Linked DNA regions of Mus musculus: region 2 is linked to region 1. The links are chromatin loops, found by intact Hi-C in ENCODE. Cell type or tissue: left cerebral cortex. All regions are shown on one strand. Each heading gives the region's core, and the rest is flanking DNA. Links, peaks and the distances in the headings are about the cores only.

The links. Hi-C counts contacts between places; a loop is a spot of excess contacts. Peaks named below come from ENCODE experiments on the same cell type or tissue, not always from the same donor. Only the 100,000 strongest peaks of a DNase experiment are listed, where the experiment ranks them.
Region 2: it touches region 1 in a loop (5-fold over the local background); 5 of 42 quality-filtered maps call a loop at or near these places.

The regions. Positions count from the first base shown.
Region 1 is chr7:121,537,500-121,542,880 of GRCm38, forward strand. It overlaps Gm39081 (a long non-coding RNA gene), which reads right to left and starts at 2,376. Exons shown (of 4, transcript XR_869921.2): 1 at 2,284-2,376. In left cerebral cortex, for the core only: a CTCF peak has its summit at 2,108 (motif pointing left); DNase peaks (open chromatin) are centred at 2,113, 2,597 and 5,137; H3K4me3 peaks cover 345 bases; H3K27ac peaks cover 1,073 bases.
Region 2 is chr7:121,482,524-121,487,904 of GRCm38, forward strand. All of the region lies in intron 1 of Hs3st2 (heparan sulfate (glucosamine) 3-O-sulfotransferase 2), which reads left to right. Among named protein-coding and RNA genes, the nearest start is that of Gm39081, 55 kb to the right of the region's middle. In left cerebral cortex, for the core only: a CTCF peak has its summit at 2,941 (motif pointing right); DNase peaks (open chromatin) are centred at 2,258, 2,982, 4,006 and 4,959; H3K27ac peaks cover 1,070 bases.

The DNA.
Region 1 (5,381 bases), core at 145-5,144:
CCCTCCAGGCTGCAGGGGCTGGTTGTCCTCATGTGACAGACATCGTGCTAAGACTTCTGGTCTTATAGACATTTTTCCCTCCTCATCCTCCATCCAAGCACCCACCTCAACTATCTGCAGTCTGCCCGGGGGTAAGGTGTGAACCTCCTCCTGCAAAATGGACTGTCCTGTTTGACCAGGTCGGAGTGCTCTTTGTGATTTTAGTTACTGATATTTGAAAGCCAGGCTATTTATTTTACAGGGGAGTCCAGAGTACTGGGCCCTCTTTAACAAACTCATTGAAAATCTGTCCATACTGGGACCACCCTCATTTGTGGCCACAGCTCGCTCAGCCAAATAGAGCTGCCCTGTACAAAGCATGAAGCGTATACCTCACCATCACACACGTGCGTCTACCTTACCCAAGAACTGTACTTCTGTTACATCCTTGCTTTTCTTTCTTCTTTTTTCAGAGTGCTGGGAATTAAGCCTGTGGCTTCTTACTAGCTGGGCAGGCACTCTACCTCTGAGTTGTATTTCTAGTCTTACTTTCACTTTGAAACCACTCCTTAGCTTAGGTGGGTCTTGAACTTGGGATCCTCCTGCCTCAGCTCTGATGCTGTGTCTGCTGAATTGGTGGCCCCAGAGCTCTCTGTCCTCCCCTAAGGAACCTATCAAGCTTGGTTTGCAGGCAAATGGCACAATGTAGTTGAGATGGCAAGCCTCGATTTAAATCCTGCATGTCTAGCCTCCCTCAGTCCCTCCAGCAGCGGGAAACAGGGTACAGTAAGCTATGCAACACTACAAGAGGTTTCTGCTGCAAAGGAACTCGGGCTCACTGGGTGTGGTCTATGAATCTGTGCAGTTCAAAGTCACAGATCTGGCAGGTGTGGAAGTGCACATCTGCAATCTCTGCACTCAGGGGCTACAGCAGGAGGATCAATGATTAGAAGTCAGTCTGGGTTTCATAAGACCCTGCCATAAACTCATGGGCCTCTGATGAATTACCAAGCCCCCATAATTCTAAACTAATATGTGATACAAAGCTAGTACAAGATGTAGCGACATCACAAGTCCCTGGTAGGGCATCACTCCATCTGAGGCGATCTTACCCAGATGTAGAATGTCTGCTAATTGGAGGAAATGTCAGACAAGCCCAGACTGAGAAACATCCTATACCATAACAGATAAGAACACTCCAAGATGTCAAGATCCTGAAAGACAGAACACACATGGGGGAAGTCAGAGAGACATAAGGATGAAAGATGAAGTGGGTCCTGGACAGGAAGGATGTATGGAGAACTCCACTACAATCTGTGTCAGCTTTTAGTCTTCATGTGCTTGACAGTTGGCTGTTTGTGACAATCCAAATACAGTTTTGTAAGATGTTGACATTGGTGGAAGTTAGGTCTAGGACATTCAGGAACATTCTACCACTTGGTCAACTTTTCTATGTCTAAAATCATTTCCAAATAAGATGTTAAAAAATAAAGTTATTATAAAAATGTTTATCTTGGAGTAAAATTGGTGTCATTCCTCAGGCTCCACCTTCCTTTCTTTTCCTCCCTCCCTCCCTCCCTCCCTCCCTCCCTCCCTCCCTCCCTCCCTCCCTCCCTCCCTTCCTTCCTTCCTTCCTTCCTTCCTTCCTTCCTTCCTTCCTTCCTTCTTCCCCTCCCTCTGTCTTTCTTTCTTATAGACAGGGTCTCTCACTGACCTGGAACTAACCAAGCCGACTAGGTTGCCAAGCCCAGTCAGTAAAATTCTTGCCACACAAGTCTAAGGACTTCAGTTCAGTCTCTAATACTCATGTGAAAACCTGGGTGGGATGTCACATGCTTGTCGCCAGCACCTGGGAGATGGAAACACAAACAACCCTGGGAAAGAAAGGTGGGTGGAGCCTGAGGAATGACATCAAGACTCATGACCTACACACACATATGCGCCAGCACACCCTTACACACATGTACACCCTCATTAGTGGTTATCTTCTGGAGGCACAGTGATGATAAACATATCAATGTACATAAGGGAATGAAGAACGCATTGCTACAGCTGGGCACACGCTGCCATCCCAGCACTCAGGAAGATGAGTGTTGGAGGCCAGCCCGACTCCATAGCAGCGCCACCTGCCGTTCCTGAAGCACTTGGCATCCACCAGTCAGCTTGAAGACTCATCTCCCGCCAGTCTCGCCAGTCACGCCAGTCTCGGGTGTTTACTTCTCAACAGTCGTCCAGTAAGGAAAGTGCAAGCATACTTCTTTTAGAGATGAGCTTGAAAGCCAGGCAAGGTTCTAGCTCACCTACCTGAATACAGTCCGTCTTTGCCAGGTGCCCCTCTCCTGAGGGTGGCCCAAACAACCTAGGGGAGCCCCCCTCTTGCTCTCACTGGCACTCCTGCCCGACACCCACCCTCTTCAGGTTCTGATTTATACTTCCAGAAAATAGCAGCTCTTGCCAGCTTCCTGTTCCTGCCTTTGGATTTCATTAGCAAACCCCATTCTAATTGAACTTTCATTCACTGGGCACAGATCGGCAGTTAATCAAGCTGCTCCCAGCTTGGCTCGCTTCCTTTGGTGGGGGCAGAGACTTCAAGCAGCACTCAGCCCCACTCCTGGGGCAACGTACCCTGTTCTCCAACTGCGTCCTACAGCTCCCTGTGTTCCCAGGACACGGTGCTCTTAGTGATTTCTAAAGAAGACTGTTAGACTCGGATGGTAATCACAGCCCCTTCTGGCACATTCCCTGGACTCTTGGCCTCATTAGAAATCCTCTCCTTGCCTGCTTCCAGCTTCTCTCTTACAAGTAAACGCTCGCCTCTGCTCTCCTGCCTGCCAGACTCTCTGGACACCTCGTTTACTTTTTTTTTTTCTTTCTTAAAGTAACATTTATTGTCACTTTCTCTCATTCTCTGATTAAAGAAAGAATATGTGCTCGTTGCAGAAAAATTGGAAAATGGGGGGAAAATTCACAAAGAAGAAAATAAAACTCAATCATTATGTCACCAGCCAGAAATAAGCCCCGCTGATATATGGAGGTATAGGGGTGCCTTAACTTTCTTAAATATGGCTTTTGTGAAAAATTACACATTATAGGACCAAATCCCTATCCAGAGATCCAAAATGGAGGTAACAGTGGGATGGCTCACCCTACTGCATGATTCCAGTGGACGCCATTCTTATTGTAGCCTACAGGAATGGTACCTTCTGAAGTTGTATGGTGTAGGCAGAGCAGCTGGACATGGTGGCTCGCATAGGAAAACAGTGTGTAGAAAGAGTGAAGCAAACCATCACTGGGACACAGTCCTGGGATTCTTCGAGAAGTCTGGAAATTAAGCAGGTCCAGTGTGGCTTGCAGTCTTCTGTCAGCTGAAAATGATTTGAGTTCATTCAAAACTATTCCCTCTCCTGGTCTAGGATCCTGCCCCATGGGGAATGACCCCAGAGCCTGTTTCTGTTTCTTATGCAGTTAGTTGTCCTTGGTCTGGCTGTCCTGGTTTGGACAGGGCAGGAGCCAAGGACAACTAACTGCATAATGAAAGCCCCAATCATATACTATGGAGATAAAGAGGAAAAGCCATTATCTCTGCACCTCCATGATGGTAAGAGGTTGGTGGGGGGGGGGGGTTCCCTGACCTGACCTGGAGCCTGAGGAGACTACGGACGAGGACCAGCCAGTGAAGGGCAGGGGAGATGCTCTGATCTACTACTAAGCTGCCGAACCTAATGTGACATTTCTTCTTAGAGAGTGCTTTTTTTGTTGTTTTGTTTTTTTATTTTGTTTGTTTGTTTGTTGTTGTTGTTGTTGTTGTTGTCATTGTTGTTTTGGTTTTTCAAGACAGGGTTTATCTGTGTAGCCCTGGCTGTCCTGGAATGCACTCTGTAGACTAGGCTAGTCTCAAACTCAGAAATCTGCCTGTTTCTGCCTCCCAAGTGCTGGGATTAAAGGTGTGCGCCACCACTGCCCAGCAAAAGTGCTTTTCTTTGTGCAACCATTCCGGAAGAAGAGCCATGCAGGGCTGGGTTATGAATGACATGGGAACAAGACCTAAGTGTAGAGTAAACCCCAGCTGTATTCCTGTGACCAGCAGAGACACCTTCTCTGCCTGGTCATTGTACCCTGCCCCCTGTCTCTTTCTTTGCTTCCTGGCTGCCATGAGGTGAACAGCACCCCACACACCCACACTTTGACTACAGTATCTCTGCCTTGCCATGGACCTTAAAAACAATGGAGCCAGATGAGCACAGATTGACATCTTTAAAACCATTAGACAACTGTATTTCTCTGAGGAATTTGTCACAGCAACAAAATGTCTGATGAACATTGAATGTACAGAGAAAAGGAAGCTACACGCTGTCAAGATGCTATAAATATGTTCTGGGATAATCGACTCTTTCCAATCATGTTACTTTTAACAATCCATACAATTGCATTCCATGAATGTACCCAAAATTACATTTCTTGTTTATGGGTGTTTTCATTTATAATCATTTAAGTTTTATACACTAGAAATAAACTGTGGTTTACCTATGGACTAGATGTCAATCTTTGTCCATAACCATCCACATAGGGTATGATGACGCATACCTATAATCCCAACACTCAGGAAGTGGATGCAGGGGCTGCTACCACAAGTCTGGGCTATGAGAGATCTCATCTGAAAAACAGTAGTGACAGGCTAAAGAAATGGCTCAGTGGGTCAGAGCATATTCTGCTCCTGCATAGAGCCCACGGGGCAGCTCATAACCTTCTGTAACTGTAGCCAAAAGATATGACTCCCTCTTGTAGCATCCTTGGGCACCAAACACACATATGTCCATATACATAACCTTCCAGCAAGAACCCAGAATATAAAAATAATTTTAAAGGTTTCCAGGTACTTTATATAATAAATGTATCTATATTACTTTATGTTAAGGTACTTGGTCAAATGGTATGCAGCCTGGATATTCAAGCCGCCTACACACAGGTTATATCAAAATTCTACATATGCTGTGTAAGTGCTCTTGCCTCCTGATATGCAGTGGCTATAGAGATGTATAATAAAGTGGGTTGCCTAAACATAGTATTTTAAGACATCAGTCAAATACCACTGGGGCACCCAAATGACTGAATATCACATTCACCAAAATTCTTGTTTTCACAGGCTGGGAGGAATTGCTGTGTGTAGAGGGGAGATGAGTGCCCTCTAAAGGCTGGCTTTGGAAACAGAGGACCATTAAACTCCTTATCTAAGGTTGGCTAAGCTGTGTTACCAGGTCATCTCAGAGAAACCGACATCCACTGAACTCTTCTTCACTCTTTCCCACAGGTCAAAAAGTTTCTCCTTTTTAGATCTACTGGGCAAATATTTACTGAACAACAGTTCCAATCGTGTAAAGCTCTGTTATTAACATGGTTGTTTG
Region 2 (5,381 bases), core at 283-5,282, 55 kb before region 1:
CGTCTCAATCCATTCTTCTCTGTGCCTAGGGTCATTGAGTCTGGAGGTCCTGTTCACCATCTACAAAAGAATAAGCTCCCCTCTCCTCATATCTGAAGCCTCCACAGTACCTTTAAAAACGCACGGCTGACTGTTGTCATCCTTGGTCAGACTCACGTTGAAGCAGAGGAGCCCCTACCCCTCCTGTCCAATCACATCCCTGTGCCAGTTGCCACCCCTCTCCCCCAGCCCTTCCCTGCTTCTGATACCCACCATTCTTCTCTCATCCTATAAGACCTGCTAGTTTTTAGCTTCACATGTAAATGAGAACACATGGTATTTGTTAGAAGAATAGTTTTGACAGTGGAAGCTAAAAGCATTACTTACTGGCCTCTGTACAGTTTAACCCCAATTACTGTCCTTTTTTGCACAACTTCTGTAGTCTCTAGCTCTGCCACCCGGTCACTTGGGCAGCTGTTGTCCTTTGCAGGGTGCTCTTTGGAGGGTGGGATGTGATGTTTTTCAAGCTGTTGAATGCTTTTCAGTGCTTTTCTTTTGTTCTCATGAGCAGACTGACAAAATAGTAAATATTAGGAGTCATTTTTCCTCTACAAACTTCTACAGATGATAATCTGTGTTATTGTTTGGATGCTGTTGTTTTGCCTGGAATTTGATGCAGCTAAGATGTCCGTATCCAGCTCGACTTTGTAGAAATGCTTCTTTTACATATGCTGGATGCCTGTAGTCCTTGCAAAAGCACTTGCTTTCTACTTGTCATTTAAGACATTTGAACTGATATGTTTCTATAGGATAGATACTGGGTGGGTGAGTGGTTGAATGTGTGGGTGCATAAATCCGTGGGTTGGTGGTTCATTTTATTAGGAGTAAGTAGCCTTCAGTCTACCCATGTAGCCATCTTACCTCCTTGGAAATGTCTGCTTAATGATTTTTTTCATTAATTCATCTATCCATTCACTGGACATCCCATTCGCAGCCCCCTCCCCACTTCCAGCCCTACACCTACAAATCCCCACCCCACCCCCCAGAGAAGGGGAAGCTGCCCTCCTGGATCTTGTCTGACATTCTAGCCAGTTTGTCTGAGGCCTCTCTTTCAATTCTATCTACACACCATGCATTGCTGCAACTACCGTCTCTTGCACCAAGTCTCTCAAGGCAGTCCTTTTGTGTACCGTGACACTAGAATTAAAATATCAGGTTCAAGTTTGTTCTGATTTTACTTTCTGCGTCAGTCACACTTCTCTCGATGGCTGTCGATCTGGGCATTTGTGTACTTTTAGATTCTCTACAATGGCTTACTTCATCCCAACCCCATCTGCAAGTGTGTGTGTTTGTGTGTGTGTGTGTGTGTGTGTGTGTGTGTGTGTGTGTGTCTAGGAGCATGTCATGCCCATGGCATGACACATGTGTGGAAGTGAGGACCACCTCAGATGTCAGTCCTCACCTTCCAACATCATTAGAGACAGGGCCTTATTATTCACCACTGTGTGTGCTAAGTTAGCTGGTTCTGGGCATTCTGGTTATGACCAGTCTTGTCCCTACCTCCATCTCACCATAGAAGAGCTGGGACTACAGACACATACCACCACATAGAGCTTTCCCATGGGTTCTTGGATGCTTGCAAAACAAGCACTTTCCCCACTGGACCATCCCCCCAGTCTACCCTGCATTTTCATATCCTCTTATCTTCTTCATCGATGTCTGCTTCTAAGCATGTGCTCATTGCCTGACTTTCCAGCCACTTCAGGGTTTCTCTGGGCACTTCATTCACTCATTACATGTTTCTTCCTTTTCCTTTTCTTTTTTAACAAGTTGTAATGAAATATTTTCTTTTGCCCTTTAGCACCCCTGCCAAGCCTGAAGCTTCACCAGGGTGAGTCCTGTGTCTATTTTATTTATAGCCATGACCTCAGAGCTGGCTGGCAGACAGCAGGTACTCAGTAAGTGACTATTGTATGAATATTATGATATATCCTCATTACAGTGTTCTGGCAATTTCCTAGAATATGCAAAAATAAACAATGCAAAAAAAGTGTGCCTCATCTCTGAATCAGTTGTGTGCTACAGATAATATATAAACTCTGTGCGTGCATGTGTGTGTGTGTGTGTGTGTGTGTGTGTGTGTGTATAAATCCTCTGTGAAGATCTTCAGCAGACCTCTTTCTTACACGAGGAGCCCATGTTGCCTTGATTTAGGCCTCAGCTCCTTCCCATCCTATTCATTTGACAAGCGAGATATTTGGTGGCTATGATTCATGCCCGTCTGCTTGCCTGTGATGAGATTGGCTCTGTGACAAGGATTAAAGATACACAAAGATGAGGCAGACACCATCCTCTGCTGATGGGATTTAGTGGGGGGAACTCACAGGGGAGAAAGGCAATATATAAACAGATATGCAAAGTCATTGCACACCTGTGCTTGCATCTATGAGAGAAAGAGTCCATGGGTATCAAAAATCACATTGAAACATGGTGACATTTGATCTGAGGATGAGACAGGGTGCAACATGGGAAGAGCTAGGGTTAACTATCCTGGACAGAAAGAATATTAACACCTTGGGATTAGCAGGTGGCGTTGCTCTACTCCAAGGCTAGCTGAGAATCCACACTTGTACAATTTAGGCAAGTCTTGAACCTGGAAACAAGCACTGGGGACCCAACAGGTTCAAGCACACCAGAGCCCAGACACTATGGGGTAGGGACTGACTGCTCGGTAGGCTCTTTGGCAATAAGTATGTCTCATTCCCCGCATGATCAGAAAGCCAACTCTGAGGACCTTTGCAACCATGAGGCTTAATGCAGGAATTGGTGTGCCTACAGCTATTGAGAGACAAGACAGAAAGGCCCTTCTTTTATCAGCCATCAAGTCCAACAAAGGCAGCATCAGGAACCTGGGGATTCCTGTGTCTACTCTGTCAGCTGTATCAGGATCATGTCCCACTAGGGGGTACTGTTGTGCTTCAGGAAGTTGGGCTGCCTCGCAGAACTTGTCCCTTTAAATCCATCCACATCTCTGGGGACTCTGGAGTGGGGTGGTTGTAAAGCTTGGTGGGAAAAGACTAAACTTACTGATTCATCTAGTCATCTGTTGGAGAGCTTGAAAGTACCTGGAAATGCTAAGAGTTCTTGAGACTCTGAATATACACAGCAGGAGGTGAGGGGGCTGTATGGACAGCTCAGGTAGGGGGCACAGTGTGGTGAAGGTATGGATACTCAGACTAAGGAGGGTGGCATCCAAAGCTGCTGGGTTGGTTTGCTCCATTCTCACCTGACCCCAGAGGTTTCCATCCCCTCTGAAGTACGAGCCAACCTCGTCTACAAATGGCAGGATTTGGTGAATTGAAAAGCTTGGGAAAGTGCTAATGTCACATGTGTGCGGAGGAAGAGTTCATTGGCCAGAGGAGCATAACAGACTGGCCATGTGTGCTAATGTCCTTCACATTGACTGCCAGGACTCTATGATGGGAATCACCTACTGACTAAGGTGCCTTCTGACAGAACTCCAGATGGGGAAGAGGGTGAGGGCAGCCAGCTTCAGGCCCTCCATGGTGCTTGTTTCCTTCATGTCCTTACAGATGATCTGCCATTCTGTAGGAAGCAGAGGGTGTCCAAGCTGTGAAAGGAGGGGAGCCTCTCCTAGAGTTGGTCTCTATACTGTTTCAGGCTGGCTCATGGCAACCACAAAGAGGATAATGACCCCTCAGCGCCAGTTAGAAGCATCACTGCCACATGAACTCTTGTTTCCTGGATGCTGACACCATTGGAAAGTATCACACAAGAGAAACAAAGTCCTGGAGAAATTCCTATGGAATAGGCATAGGCATAGGGCTCGGGAGCATGTGTGCCCAAAGCCAAGAAGAAACATTTTAGGGAGTAAGGAGTGGGTAGACACTCCCGATGCTATATAAGGGAGAATTAAACCAAGACTAAAGTTGAAAGCGGCTGAGATTGTGGCTCAATGGGTAGAATGCTTACCCGGTTTGATCCCAGGCCTTGAAAAACTTGTGGTGCCATGTGCCTGTAATCCCAGCACTCAGGGGGTGGAGCCACGAGGATCAGAAATTCAAAGCCATCACTGTGTAATGAGTCTGGGGCCAGCAGGGCTTACACAGGGCCCTGTCTGAAAACAAAATAAACAAAATAAAACAAAACACACACACTAGAGCGAGGAGATGGGCTGGCAATCAGAGGCACCGGGATGAGGAAGAGTGTGACTAACAGGAGGAAGCAGAAGCATTCAACTCTGGATCAAGATCCTCAGCTGGAAAGAACAGCAGCCATGGAGGACTACTCTATGAGGAGAGAAAGCAGGCATCAGGCTCCCCAAAGAGACTTGAATGCAATCAGGGAAACCCAATAGAAAACAGGAAGCCCATTCAAGGATGGGTGTGGCATTTTATGATTGATACAGGCTCTCACCTGTTTACCTGGCTTAGACTTCAGGGCAGCACAGGAAGTCTGAGCCATCCACCTGTTGCTGGTGAGGAAGCTGATAGGAATGTCACAGAAGCCAGGGAACAGAATGGCTCTGACTTAAATCCTAGCTGATGTTTTTACTAATTCTAATCATGCATAATTCCTTACCTGACATCAGTTACTCAACTGCTGACTATAGGAAGCCTTCATCAAATGCATACCTTGCACCAGTATTATTAGGTCTGCCTCCTTGACACCCGGCTGCTCCAATAGCACGGCCTGGCAAGTCAGCTTCCAGGTAGAGCCAGATAGATATGCAGACACTTGGGCTCCTTCCTGACACCTACTGTGTTTGTGTATTGGTGAATCCTCACAGAGATTTTACTGGCTTAACCCAGGACGAAGGACAGAGGGAAGAGGAAGAAGATAAACCCGGAGGAGACAGGCAGATATGCAGTTACCTTCAGCTAGTGTCCCCAAGCTCAGCCACAGATGGAGCCTGAGAAATTGAGGTCCAGTTGCCAGGAAACATCTAGGGCTGCTCAAGCACTCGCAAAAACACTTAACACCCACGGTCCCTCAGCCTCCTATCCGGGCCAGCATCTAGAGGAAGGATGCCTGCCATGTCCTCGCCACCCACCCACACTTCAGCCACTCCAAACAACCTTCCTTCCCTCAGTGTGCAGTGCAGGCATTTGTCCTCCTAAATAATATCAATGGAGGCCTTTACAAATAGCTTTTAATAAGCTCTAGTTTCTTAATGACCGAGAACACATGCTCATGGTCAAGAAAAGAGGCAAGTCCATAAACACATCAAACTAAAGGTGAAAATTAATTCCCAGGATGCACAACACCATCCGCTGCAGATCTCCCAAGGTCATTCTCCAAACCCAAGGTCATTCTCCAAACCTAAGCCCTGCTAAGGACACCTGTGCATCCTTTCAGAAGAGACACACGCATATACACTC